3 separate regions of the Homo sapiens genome follow, and all the other regions are linked to region 2. The links are chromatin contacts, found by Hi-C or POLR2A ChIA-PET in ENCODE. All regions are on one chromosome and are shown on one strand. The core of a region is the stretch at or near the end of the contact, and the rest is flanking DNA. Distances in the headings are between cores, read along the strand shown.

Region 1 (4,475 bases), core at 395-2,894, 4.5 Mb after region 2:
AGGAGTTAGACCTATGATAATCAAGCCTGACAGGGCTAAGTTTGAACTCTGTATGAACTTTTAATGAGATATAGCAGAACCCCTTATTTGCATCTCGTCCCTCTAAGATGAGGTTTGCTGAGCTTCGGAAATGGTTTAATGATATACTCAAGATGGAAAAGACTTGAAGTGAGTAAATTACAGTTGGGCAAATCAGTAACTGTCAAAAGAAGGAACGTTCCTGACCTCGGCCCAAGGGTATCGCTGTGCTCTGGTTTGTATTAGCTTCAGCACCGCTGCAATCTCACTGAAGGTCAAGTTCCCTTTTAATAATGCTTTATATATCCAAGTCTATCTGCAGTTATAAAAATGCTTCCTAAGAGGCATTTAAGAGTAAAATGGTCCAGTTCTGAACCATTCCCTAGCACCTACCGAAGGAGCTCAGTGGCTCCTCTGTGTTCTCAGCGGTCAGGGATTGGATGCAGGAAAGAGCAATGGGGCCAGGCAGGCACGCTTCAGGAGTAAGCACCGTGTGCATGGCACGCTGTCAAGCTCAGACCTATTACTGAATACCAAGGAAGAGGCTCCCGCGATTGAGACGGCGGGGATAAAGCCACCCTCCTGGACCTGGCGCTCTGGTCCTGTAATTCGCTCCTAGGGCTCCAGACAGGGGTGGGCTTACAAGCGAGGACAGTGCATAAGGCAAAACCACAAGTCAGTCCACGGTGGGAATGCCTCCGGATACCACTCGGTGGAGAGTCGGCAGTGGGGCACAAAAAGGATTTCAAAGGGCTCTGAAAACCGAAAGCCCCTAACCCGGATACGAGGGGCCTCGAGAGAAAGGTTTGTCCTCCCCTGCAGCCCAGGCGCGGGCCAGGGACACACCTCGGATGGTTTCCCAGCTTGGCCGGCAAGACGCCCTGGCGAGCGCTCCAGTCTACGGGGCAGCAGAGCCAAATAGGGAGGAGAGGATGGGAGCGGCATTCCACACCCGCCGCACCCGGCATCCAGCCCCGGTGAACTCGAGCAGAGCCATGGCTAACCCAGCCTCAGGTTCTGGGCCTCTAGAGGTTCCTCTGCCCAGAGATCCAACATCGGGGGCGCAAACCTACCCGCTGTTGCCTCACTCCTAAACCTCCATATACTGGCGCCCTCCTCCCCCCGTTCAGACCCTCAGAGTCCCTATCCAAGGGCGGGTGCCAGGAGGGAAGCCGACGAGCGCCAAAGGGCTCGGGAGCGCTGCCAGGAGTCCTCCCGCCCCTTCTCAGCCTCTCCGCGCGCTTCTTTATCGCGTCTCGCTCCATCAGGGAAGCGACTGCAGAACCAAGCAAAGGCGGTCATCCGAGGGGCCGGCGAGGCCAGGAACGCGTCGCCGCGTGTCCGTGACCAGGGCACCGCGCCACGGATGCCAGATCCCAGGCTGGAGAGAGCGGGTAGGGGCAGAGAAGAAAACGCGGGCACCACTCAGGGTTTGGTCCACGTTCTTCCTGCCCATGGCCTTCCTCTTCCCCCGCACTTTACCTTGTACCAGGTTGCCCCAGATCCGCGGGCAGAGGCGCAGAGCCGAAGCCCGGAGGAGAGGAGTTTGAGAGCCGCCATCTTCGGGCGGTGAGGCAGGAGGAGGCTGCGGGTTGGAGCGCGCGTTTGAGCGTCGGTGCGCGACTGCGAAGGAAACCCGGGCGGGCTGGAGGCTCGACAGCGCGTCGATGACGTCCTCCCGGCCTTTCGAGCCGCACGCCACCGGCGCGCTGCTGGCTGCTGCTTTTAAAAGAAGTGAGGCTGGGCGGGGCCCCGGCGGGGAGAAGAGGCTCTGTGCAGCCGGGGCGGATCGCGGGGAAGTTCCTCTCAGCGCCTCAGGTGTCTGGGCGTGTGCAGCTGTGTTGGCGCACACTTGCCGCTACAGCCCTTCTGTCAGCCCTTTAGCTTCGATGGGGCGCTGGTGGCCGCCTCCCCCTAGGTTGTGGATGAGTCTTGGCCTAGGGTTCAGGGCCCTCCGGCCGCGGGAGGATCTCCCGCCAAGCTTGTTGCTTTTCCAAGTTAGTGCCTGGCGTGTGTGTGGGCTGCATAGGGGCACCCCTCGAGGCCCCCTTCTCTTCTCCCGCCTGGACTGCGTTCACGTTTCTAACATTTCTCAGCCCCTTCTCCCCACATCTGGCCTTGGCTTACATAGAGTAAGTTTGCTGTGAGCACTTGCCTCGAACTGTCGGTCAAGAGGTGTGAGCAACAAGGCTTGCAGAGGAACAAGATTAAGACTGGACCTCTGTGACCTGAGTTTAGCACACCTTTTCTTCCCCATCATCCAAGTTTGCGAATTTCGGGCTCTTTCTCGCACTGGAGTCCCAGCAACCCCAGAGATTACTAAAGATGCAACCATAAAAGCAGTATATTGCTTTAACCTTAGGCAAGTTAGATAACTTCCCTAAGCCTCAGTGTCCTCATCTGCAAATTAGGATTGCTTGTGATACAACGTCATAACGTTTCTATGAGTTAATTCATGCAAAGTTTATGGCCTTATTATGAGGAGTCAATAAATGTTAGGCATTATTATAAGTTTATTCCATTGTAGCAGTTCATTGACATGGCACGTACATATTCGCCAAGCCTTGTCTTTTGACCAACTCCTTGAGGACATGAGCCACGACTGATTTCTCCAGAACTGTCTTTGCACTTAGCAGAGTGGAAAGACCAAGTGGAAGCTCAATAGCATTTTATTTGATTAAGGCCTGACCAAGTTCTGAGAATGTGATGTTAGTTTTGAACCAAAGCAAAGCACACAAAAATTAAATGAGATCTTAGCTTCCTTAGCAAATACAGTAAGGTAATGAACAGTGAAGATGCAGTTCAAAGTTTGTCCATAAAATCATTTGCCCTTTCATGGTATTCTTTTAACTCTGAACTTTTTTTTTTCCTGTAAATATTATAATTTTAGTCAAAATCAGTTAAGGAGTAAGATACCAAGTTAGACTATTCAATTACACTGGAGAAATTAACTTATTGCTAGTTGGTATTTCAACACATTTTAAGAAGTTGGATTGGGGGGAAATTCAAGTACTGTAACTAAAGTCCCATAACTAGTGATAATTTAGCATATAGCAGCTGTTGTACCTTTAACTTACACAATGTGAAAAAAACTAGCATTCCAATTGAGTCTGCTTTTCCACTTTTGCCCATTGCGATTGGGTCTGCTTTTCCACTTTTGCCCTTCCACAGGGCACATGAAATGGAAAAACTGCATTGGCAACTTTGCCGGTGGTCATATGACTGACTCTTGGCTGGTCTCACTTTGTTGCTCTTGGCTGAGGAAGACACATTTTAAATGTTGCATGCTATGTGACTAAGTCTCCTGAGAAAATCACCCTAATTACTGTATGGTCAAAACACACTGTACTGTATTTTTGATGACTGTGACTTCATTTTATACTTTTTAAATAATGTGCAAGTCTCTTCAACTTGAATAAATTAGATTACAAATTACAAAAAAAGTTCTTATGTGCTGATTTCACTTCTAGTTACACAAAGGCACTTCAATTTTAATTGGTGTGCAAAATTTTACTTCTTTTAAATATCTGAACTTTTCCGAACTAGTAAGGATATTTCCCACTTGCTTTGAAAGGCAGTTTCTGGCAAATATGTTATATTCTGGAAACCTTTCTTTGTGGAATCTTACAGTTTAACTTCCACACTTTTAAAAACTGGGAGAATTGGATTCAAAGCCTTTAAACAAAAGGTCTGATTCCAGTCATGCAATGAGGAAAGATTTTTTTGTTTGTTTTTTTGTATTTTTTTTTGTTTTTTTGTATTATGTTATGATACGTATGTGTATGTGTGGGTGTGGGTGTACATACACCAAGTCATGTGCTACATAACATTTTGGTCAATAATGGACAGCATATATGATGGTGGTCCCATAAGATTATAATAACATATTTTACTGTAGCTTTTTTATGTTTAGAAATGTTTAGCCATGTGCAGTGGCCCACGCCTGCAATCCCAGCACTTTGGGTGGCCAAGGCAAGTGGATCGCTTGAGCCCAGGAGTTCGAGACCAGCCTAGGCAACATGGTGAAACCCCGTCTCTACAAAAACAGACAAACAAAAAAATTAGCTGGTGTGGTGGAGCACACCTGTAGCCAGCTACTGGGGTGGGGTGGGCAGTGGGGACTGAGTAAGGAGGATTGCTTGAGCCTGGGAGGCAGAGGTTGCAGTGAGCCGAGATTGCTCCTCTGCATGCCAGAGCAAGACTCTGTCTCAAAATAAAAGAAAGAACAGAAAAATTTAAATACACAAATAACTACCATTATGTTACAATTGCCTACTAAATATTGTACAGTAACATGCTGTACAAGTTTGTAGCCTAGGAGCATAAGCCATACCATATAGCCTAGGTGTGTAGTAGGTTAGACCATCCAGGTTTATGTCAGTATATTCTGTATTAGCACAATGACAAAATAGCCTAGCATCTCATTTCTCAGAACCTGTCTTTGTCATTAAGCAAGG
Region 2 (4,489 bases), core at 308-2,807:
ATATCTTGTTTTCACACCTAAGGAGGCCAAAATGAGTAATGTTGTTCAAGATGATAATTGCTAATAGGCCAATCAGGTATTATAAGACACGCTCATTGGTAAGTAGCTGTAGGGAGCAAATACTATCTTTGTTTCTATCATTTCTTTGATTACAAAGCTATCAATGATTTTTATAAATAATCAGAAGTGTTCTCGGTTTACACTGCACAAATTATCCTATTTAGATTACTTTGGTTCTTGCTCACCAACAATCTTTTCTTTCTTACACTTCGCTGGTTTTCTCCAAATTCCATCTCACAAAGGGGTCACTTTTTCTAGCAACTGATGTAATTCCATAAGCCGTGGGGAGCTGGTTATAACTTAAAACTGTTAAACAAATTACTTTCCAGTCACCTATATTGTCAACACATATTCTGCCTTACTCTCCCTGTACATAAGCACTGTGATTTCCCTGTTCTCTTTCTTTATTCCACTGGTAGTTCTTTTAAGATCCTCCAGCATTTCATAACACACATCTCTACACATAATAAAGCGTTTCTTGGCCGGGTGCAGTGGCTTGCGCCTGTAATCCCAGCACTTTGGGAGGCCGAGGCGGGCGGATCACTTGAGGTCAGAGTTCGTGACCAGCCAGGCCAATATGGTGAAACCCCGTCTCTACTTAAAAAACACAAAAATTAGCCGGGCTTGGTGGCAGGCGCCTGTAATCTCAGCTACTTGGGAGTCTGAGGCAGAAGAATCGCTTGAACCCAGGAGGCGGAGGTTGCAATGAGCCGAGATCGCGCCATTGCACTTCAGCCTGGGCGAAGAGGGAACCGCTCCGTCTCAATAAATAAACAAATAAATATAAAGCAAAGCGTATCTTTAAGATAACATGCTAAATTTCCAAATTAACTTCGTTTGCTCTTACGATCTACTCAAACACTAACAGGAGAAATGAACAAATTTGGGACTTGGATCTGGAGATGCTTCTCATATGGCCTTAGCCATAAGCACTTGAGAGCGGCGAGAAGCTCATTAAGGTTGAGGTCTTTGCCTCTTTCTGCTTCAACTGGGAGCTTGCTCTTCACTCTTGCCCTCTCAAGTATCTACAATGAAGAAAGTGAGGAAAGGAAAAAACCTGAAAAGAAGCTGCTTGCTGTTCTCCAAAAATGCAGCCAACAGTGCCATAAATCTCAGCATATCCTCGCCGGGACCAACGCTGGGGATAAGTAGCAAATTAGGAAGTCAGGCGAGAGTCCTTTAGGTTGAGAAAGCAGGGTCACTATCACTCACTTGGGGCAGACACCATAAGCAGCTCGGAAAGGTCCGGGTACATGCGGTCCTCTTGCAACTGACGGTCGATGAGCCGTCCAGCATTTTCCAGAGCTTCCTGCAGGGCTGCGGCAGATGTAGAGGCCGGCATCGCCGCGCCCAACAAAGAAGACGGCATCTCGGAAATCGTAGACACCAGGGTCCAGAAAAAGTCAAAAACCAAGGAGAAACAAGAAAAGATCCAAGAAGTTAGCTTAGATCCGCCGCCTAGGGCGCGCGCGCCAAACGAGCGCCTTGGCGCCTCGACATGACGCACTTCCGCTTCATCCGGTGGGGAACTGGAAGACGCCGTTCTGGCCTGGGAAGAGGAAGCTGTTGGGAGGGGGCTAGAGGTTGTGGGTGGAGCTAGGAGGCTGCTGATGCTTTCGAGGGGGTTGAGGGTTTTGGGGTGTGGCAGGGTAAAATTAGGGTAGGTTATTTAGGGAAGGGAGGGAGGGAAAGGAAGGGAAGGATAAAGGGGAGGGAACAGGGAAGGAGAGGGGCGGGATGGGGTTGGATAGGGTGAGGAGGAAGGAGGGAGGAGGGATACGGTAGGTGGGAGCTAGGTCGTGTGTCTGGCCTAGGAGGTTGGTCAGGTTCCGTTGGTTTAAGCGCGTGCTCGACCTGAGTCTTGGAACTTCCCGCGTCGGTATCCGCTAACTGCAGCTATATGAGTTCGCGCATGAGCGCGCAGTTTGGTTCTCCAAGTAACTGCTTTTGTGAGAGTAGTTAAGAATTGGTAGGTCGCTGTCACAGAGAGGGATATAAACCAGTATCTCACTATATTCTTCGCGGGCTTCAGTGTAAATTAGAATTCATCAGGCTTTTCCATTTGCGTGTCGCTGTCTTTTGACTTTGTTGCCCCTTAGTATAAAATACGTGTTTAAGAAGAAGCTGAGTGCAGGTGGACCGCTGCCGTGCTTTTTATCGTGGCAGAGATAGCAGACAGTTCTAATTCATCTTTCCATTCCCAGCGCTAGTATAGGAACTCGTATGAGATAGGAACCCAAGAGTTCATACAATCCTAAGAAACTGAATACTTGCCTTGTGCCTGGTGCTGGGACTATCAAACTAACACAGTGTTTCCTGTCCTTAAGGTGCTTCAAGCAGAGACAAAGGGCTTCATTATAATTTTTCTATTTGGATAGGTATAAACTATAGCAGGATAGGAGAAAGCAGAGAGGTAAAAGAGGCTTCATTTACTACAGAAGGCAACCTGAGTGGGTAAATCAAAGCACTTTTTAGAAAGCTGCTCTTATTTAGAATCTCACCTAAGAAAGCTTCCAGTTATGTTCTTCAGAATTTCACAAATCAATAACTGAATTACTCTAAATTGGTCTTTTGCTATTTGAATTACATTTTTACTCCCTCAAAGACTTGACTACATTTCTGAAAATTGAAAGTTCTTTGATGTTACCAATCTACACTTAAAATTTGACATAGCCAATATACCAAGAAAAACTGGATTTTTTATCATTGGTATATAGATAGGCAGTTGGGTCTCTAGCTGTGAGTTTACTTTATTTGGTAGACCATAGATTGAAAAGTGGTGGTCTGGCACCGAGTTTGTTTTTAATTTGAGACAAAATACACAAAGTTTTCAACTCCATAAATTGGAAGATTCAACAACGTTGCTGTGATATTCCTGCATAGAAGTAAAGCTCCCCAAAGTGTAATCTAACTAACTTAATTCATTGGCATATTGCCTATGCTTTCCCACTACAACTGCTAAACCGAGTAATTTCTACAAAAGACTGCAAAGCCTTAAATACGGACTCTGGCACTTTACAGGAAAAGTTTGCTGACCTCTTCCCTAGAACAGATAATTATGAATTTTTTTGGTCTTAGGACCCCCTTGATACCCTTAAAAATTATTCAGGATTCCAGAGAGTTTTTGTTTCATGTTGGTTACATCTATTAATATTTGTGAATAACTCAAACTGAAAATTAAAATGTTTAACATTGTATTTAAAAGAGTAACAAGGCCGAGCACAGTGGCTCACACCTGTAATCCCAGCACCCAGCACTTTGGGAGGCCAAGGCAGGTGGATCACAAGTTCAGGAGTTGGAGACCAGCCTGGCCAATATGGTGAAACCCCGTCTATACTAAAATACAAAAATTAGCTGGGCGTGGTGGCGTGCGCCTGTAGTCTCAACTGTTCAGGAGGCTGAGCCAGGAGAATCACTTGAACCTAGGAGGCAGAGGTTGCAGTGAGTCGAGATCGTGCCACTGCACTCCACCCTGGGCAACAGAGTAAGACTCCGTTTCAAAAAAAAAAAAAAAAAGCATACCAAGCTTAATCCATGTTAATATAACACTTTTTTAAAATGAGAAATCACTATAGTTTCTAAAACAGGGAGAAGAATGCGATTATTTCATATTTTTGCAAATCTCTTTAGTGTCTGGCTCAGTAACGGATGGCTGGATTCTCATATCTGTATCTGCTGTCAATTGAAGAAAAATAACCCTCTTTTAAAGAATTAAAGTCAGTTTGATTCAGACTCAGGATTGCAACCTTTCAGAGAGTTTCTGTTAAGACTGCTCCAAAGTAGCTTTTAGCCCACAGCTTACATGTCAGGGGTTGGAAGCTCTGCATGTGCTCAGAAATTACATTAAACATGCTCATAAACTGGGTATAGTGACTCACACCTGTAATTCTAGCACTTTGAGAGGCCTATGCATGAGGGTCTCTTGAGGCCAGGCATTCAAAACCAACCTGGGCAGCCAGGTGTGGACCTGTAGTCCCAGCTACTTGGTGGGCTGAGGCAGGAGCATCACTTTAGCCCAGGAGTTCCAGGTTGCAGTGAGCCATGACCATGCCACTGCATTCTAGTCTGGTTGATAAAGGGAGACTCTGTCTCTAAAAAAAAAAAAAAAAAAAAAAAAAAAAGCTCATAAATTACATTAGAGCAAAATCTCATCAAAGTTTGGGTGTAAGAGTACATCTGGTTATAGATTACAGAGGCATAATCATGAATCCTATGGGACACTATCTTATGTACTGGAAGAGGCAAGGGGTAGGAACACTGAACTTACCTTTTTTTAAAAAATGCATTGATTGAAGCAAGAGACGTGGGAACCTGTGCTCTAACCTGCTTATTGTTTCCAGGGCATTCTTCTAGAAGTCTATACTTAGTCACTGAGTTGGGCTTTGTGAAATTCTGCTGGCAAGCAGAATGAGCAAACTTGGTTTTTTAT
Region 3 (4,596 bases), core at 1,692-4,191, 4.5 Mb after region 2:
CAGGCGCCCGCCACTACGCCCGGCTAATTTTTTTGTATTTTTAGTAGAGACGGGGTTTCACCGTTTTAGCCGGGATGGTCTCGATCTCCTGACCTCGTGATCCGCCCGCCTCGGCCTCCCAAAGTGCTGGGATTACAGGCGTGAGCCACCGCGCCCGGCCTACCCATCTTTTAAATTGAGTATATTCTAGTTAGGATTTTTGCAAATATATTCATGATATTTGTTTGTTGTGTCTCCTTTTGTATCATTTTTGTCACAAAGCTTGGTGTTTACCATAGAGGGCTAAAAATTAGAATCACACTCATAGCTAGAGAGAAATACTTTATTAGGAGCCTGGTAAATATGAAAGAGTCTTAACGTCAGGACTCAGTGCTCCTTGGTAGTTCAAACAGACAAGACTGGCTTAGCCTGATAGAGCCAGAAGAAATGTAGCAGAGTCTGGAGAGATTGAGCAAAGATGGCAAGGAAGAAGTTATGGGGGTAAGGGTGATTTTATTATGTTTCAATATTTTACAGTTCACTTAAACTTTGAACTAAATAAAATGCATTAACAAACATGAAGTTTCTACATTTGACCACGACATTAACTAGGGAAAGAGAACATAAAGGAAAACAAGAAAAAGACTTTGAAGTATTGGAAACACACTCCACTAAAATGTTTTTATTTTTTATTTTTATTTATTTATGTTTTGGGACAGAGTCTCTCTCTGTAACCCAGACAGGAGTGCAGTGGTGCGATCTCGGTTCACTGAAATGGCCACCTCCTGGGTTCAAGCAATTCTCCTGCCTCAGCCTCCTGAGCAGCTGTCACTGCAGTCATGTGCCACCATGCCTGGCTAATTTTTTTGTATTTTTAGTAGAGAAGGGGTTTCACTATGTTGGCCAGGCTGGTTTTGAACCCCTGACCTCAGGTGATCTGCCTGCCTACATCTCCCAAAGTGCTGGGATTACAGGCATGAGCCATTATACCTGGCCTAAAATGTTTTCAATAGCCACATTTATGGAGAGGGAACAGATAAAGCTGTGGTTGTAATAAAAGGGCCTTTTGAATATTTGACTCTAAATGTTTATTTTAAAAAGGAACCCTTGATTCAAATGGCGATCCAAGATCACTTCGAAATCATGAGCAAGATCTCCCAGACCCAAATCTCATGGCTAGAAAATGGATGACCTGATTACATAGATCCTAAGATGTCTTTTATAAAAGCCTGAGAAGAACAGTGGACCTGAGAGTAAAACACTTCTGCAGAGATAATTTGTAGATCCACAGTCAAAATATTTCAGCTGTGCCTTTGTCTGTTGCCCACATGTCCAGGTAATTCTTTTAAGTAGTTTAAGAATGGTAAATTACACATTTTCTAGGAGACTGAAAATTCCTAATCAAAGGTTAATTATTTTTTGAAAATTATTTTTTGAAAAGTTTAGTAAAATCTTCTGAAGGCTTCATTTAGTTCTACATCTTGTAGAAGATTCAGAAGGCATCAGGTGTAACCTTCTGCTCTTTTCTCTATCCATTGCTGGCTCCCTACTTTCATTTTGAATTTATCCCTATTTCCCTATTTTTCCCCCTTTGTGTACAGATACGATCATTCTCCACCCTACCTTCCAGCACTTGCCCCTCTTCAACTACCACCTTCTCCATCCCTTGTTGAGAAAGCCTTCTCTCAACTTCTTGTTTATACTTAGATTCTTTTTTTCCTCACCTACAATTCCCACACTATTGAATAATTGTCTACTCCCACAGACCACATCATATCCCCTTGCCATCTTGCTTGTTGACAAGAGTGCATATGTGCCAGGCACTGTATGAGGCACCAAGGACACAAAATACATGATTCCTGTCCTCTATATTTAGGGTGAATTGTCAGAAGAAACTGGTATTACAAAGGTCAGTTAGAGAGTCATTGTGGTCAATCACTTATAAATCACAATACACTTTTTCTCTATTTTTAGTATTTTTCTATTACATATAAAAAACTACCTTCCATGAGAAACAATAGGATGGAGATTATTCAAGATATAGTGTGTCAAACTGAGAAATGAATACACAGAGTTAACGATTTGTTTGACCAGAGGCAAGAAAGCATTCACAGAATGCAAAGTGAAGTTAGACTTGCTGACTGAGTGCTTTGAAACTCCCGATTGAGAGGATGAACCTCATGCACAATTAGCGCCTTAAGGGAAGGTCTTGAGATGAAAGAAAAATGAAAATAGTTTTGTGGCCGCAGAATTTACTACCACTGGACGCAAGATGTCTAAAGTACTTTAAATGTGAACTCCAAGGGAGGTCAGAGATAAATTCGACTGCTAAAAATCAGATTTACAAAAGCAATATTCAACCATGTAGACTGGCAACTCCACTAGTGTTTGGAGCTCCCCATCCAGATGTACAACAAACTCTTGGAGACTTGGATGTGTTACACAGGGGGCCGGTCGGGTTTCCATTTAGGACCAGGAGATTATAATCACTTTATTTTAGCAACCTCCTTACTACAAGGCCAAAACTGACAGTCCTCTCTCCAGACCCTCGCGTCCGCCCTCCAGACTGTGCTTCCCGCGCCGGACAGGGAAGTGGGAGTGCGGACGACAATCCGCATCCTGCCAGCCAGACGTCACCAAGCTGTCTTCCAAGAGGCAGGCGGAGAGAGCTGACTTCCGATTGGGTCAGCCGAGGGGCACGGCTGGCTCCCTATTGGCTTACAGGAGGGGGCTAGAGAGAGGCGTGTCTCAACGTCACACCCGCCCCTAGTCTCCTTGCTGCTCAGGATTATGGGAGGGAAGGGAAGTCCAGGAGGGAAAAATGACCCGGAAAGACCTTTGCCGGCCTGGGCCAGCCCTCTTCCGGAGCTGATGTCTCCTCCCACCAACCAGGAGAGGTCCGCCCTAGGCCCCGCCCGTGCCGGGGGATCAGGTGATTGCGGGCCAACACGGTCACGTGACCGGGGCGCACCCGCCGATTGTGGCCATGGCGGCCGCAGTCTCTAGTGTGGTGAGACGAGTGGAAGAGCTCGGGGATCTGGCTCAGGCCCACATACAGCAACTTAGCGAAGCTGCCGGTGAAGATGGTGAGGGAGCGGAGGAGAGGGAGGCGGGCGGGGCAGACGGCGCTAAGGTACTGGCGCTCGATGGCTGTGAGGGCTAGAGGCTGAGGCCTGTGTTCCTTTGGGTCCCAGGCCGCAGGTGGTTACCCGAGGTCTGTCGCTTCTGAGCCCCTCTGCGCCATCGATTGCCCACTTCCCAGAACTCACAATGCCAAGGCGTTGTCTTCGAAAACCGCATTATTCAGAACCCATGGAAAATCTGTCTAGATCCGTGCTGGTGTAAACTGTCTCGGTAGCGATTGGAAGAAGGGCAGAATCTAAATAAAATACAGAAGTTTAAATAAATGGCTAAGATGAATGATAACACTCAAATTAGTTATGGTGGTTTGCATCCTGTAAAGATAAAAAGACATGTATAACAGTTCCACTTTTTCATTGCTGCGTTGTAATTTGCGTTTTACGTTTTGGATTCAAAACAACATTCTATAGAAGAGCTTTACATTGGTGTGTAGACTATTCTGCCCCATACATCATGCCAGTTCTCACAAGGGCTCTGTTAAGTATTGGCATACTTGTTTTGGAAAGGTCTAAGCTGTTAGGAAAAACTGGGCTAGGGAATTGCCTCAACCTTCTGAATTTAAGTCCAATTCTTTTCATTACGTCTCAGCTGCCTTTAGGTTCTACATTATTCCTTTTTGAGTTTGAGCAATTACTACAGATAGTTTTTAAAATTCTGTGGACTGACTCATATCATCGGACTCATAGGAAAACAGTGGTGGAACATTTTCTTAAGCGATTGAATAGTTGGTGAATTTGTTATTAAATAGGGTCTATGATGAAATGCCTTAGTTTCAGTGAATATTTTTTGCCAGATTATCATTTATCAGGAGTGTTTTGTTTTGTTTTGTTTTTAGAGGCAGAGTATCATTCTGTTGCTCAGGCTGGAGCCCCTCTAGTAGTGGGACAACAGGCGCACACCATCTCGCCCGGCTAACTTTGGCATATTTTGTAGAAACGGGGTTCACCATGTCATCCAGGTTGGTCCTGAACTCCTGGGCTCAAGCATTCCACCCGCTTTGGCTTCCCAAAGTGCTGGGATTACAGGCGTGAGCCACTGTGCCAGGCCAGGAGTGTGTTCTTTAAAGACCTACAGACCACCCTGAAGCCGACTTATATTTTGGTCTGTGGATTCACATGAATAATTCTTGGGTAGTAGGAGCTATTAACTTGAAAGTTATCTATGTTACCTCTAATTCCAGATTCACTTGAACCAGTCCAAAGAGACCAAAGAATGTTTTTTATTCACTTATCACTGAACTAAAAAGCCATTCTCATTTCCCTTGGAAGAGTTCTTTAATCTGGAATGAATCAGAGCTGGAAATAAAAGTCATGTGCTATATATGGAATTCTTGTTTGAAGGCTTTATACTTCTGAAAATTTACTAAAATAAAATGACAATGTTAGTGGTCCACATTATGAGCCGTTGATCAGCATGGAAATCAGTTCAATCTTAAAAATATTACAAGATTTATGAACTTTAATTAAAACAAGATTT

The links. Hi-C counts contacts between places; a loop is a spot of excess contacts on that map. ChIA-PET counts read pairs that join two places held with the same protein, here RNA polymerase II (POLR2A). Pooled maps may share reads with other maps.
Region 1: a loop to region 2 is called in a pooled map, with 27 times the contacts of the local background. The contact joins the promoter of OXCT1 here to the promoter of NUP155 in region 2. A Hi-C loop is called at or near these places in 6 of 50 pooled maps. POLR2A ChIA-PET finds 5 or more read pairs at or near these places in 2 of 52 experiments (T-cell and activated CD4-positive, alpha-beta T cell).
Region 3: a map of CD4-positive, alpha-beta T cell shows a loop between it and region 2 (8-fold over the local background). The contact joins the promoter of RIMOC1 here to the promoter of NUP155 in region 2. A Hi-C loop is called at or near these places in 3 of 168 maps with a recorded cell type or tissue (CD4-positive, alpha-beta T cell, naive thymus-derived CD4-positive, alpha-beta T cell and sigmoid colon) and 17 of 50 pooled maps. POLR2A ChIA-PET finds 5 or more read pairs at or near these places in 2 of 52 experiments (PC-9 and activated T-cell).

What each region holds. Positions count from the first base shown.
Region 1 is chr5:41,868,781-41,873,255 of GRCh38, forward strand. It overlaps OXCT1 (3-oxoacid CoA-transferase 1), which reads right to left and starts at 1,645. Exons shown (of 17, transcript NM_000436.4): 1 at 1,501-1,645. The coding sequence starts at 1,578. OXCT1-AS1 (OXCT1 antisense RNA 1) reads left to right here and starts at 1,250. Exons shown (of 3, transcript NR_046635.1): 1 at 1,250-1,412; 2 at 1,511-1,602; 3 at 1,986-3,461. LOC102723752 (a long non-coding RNA gene) reads left to right here. Exons shown (of 3, transcript XR_925956.4): 1 at 1-822. RefSeq lists enhancers at 1,282-1,361, 2,192-2,241.
Region 2 is chr5:37,369,549-37,374,037 of GRCh38, forward strand. It overlaps NUP155 (nucleoporin 155), which reads right to left and starts at 1,558. Exons shown (of 35, transcript NM_153485.3): 1 at 1,273-1,558. The coding sequence starts at 1,429. RefSeq lists enhancers at 1,231-1,340, 1,461-1,550.
Region 3 is chr5:41,901,403-41,905,998 of GRCh38, forward strand. It overlaps RIMOC1 (RAB7A interacting MON1-CCZ1 complex subunit 1), which reads left to right and starts at 2,942. Exons shown (of 6, transcript NM_175921.6): 1 at 2,942-3,065. The coding sequence starts at 2,966. RefSeq lists enhancers at 2,375-2,514, 2,626-3,172, 2,925-3,044.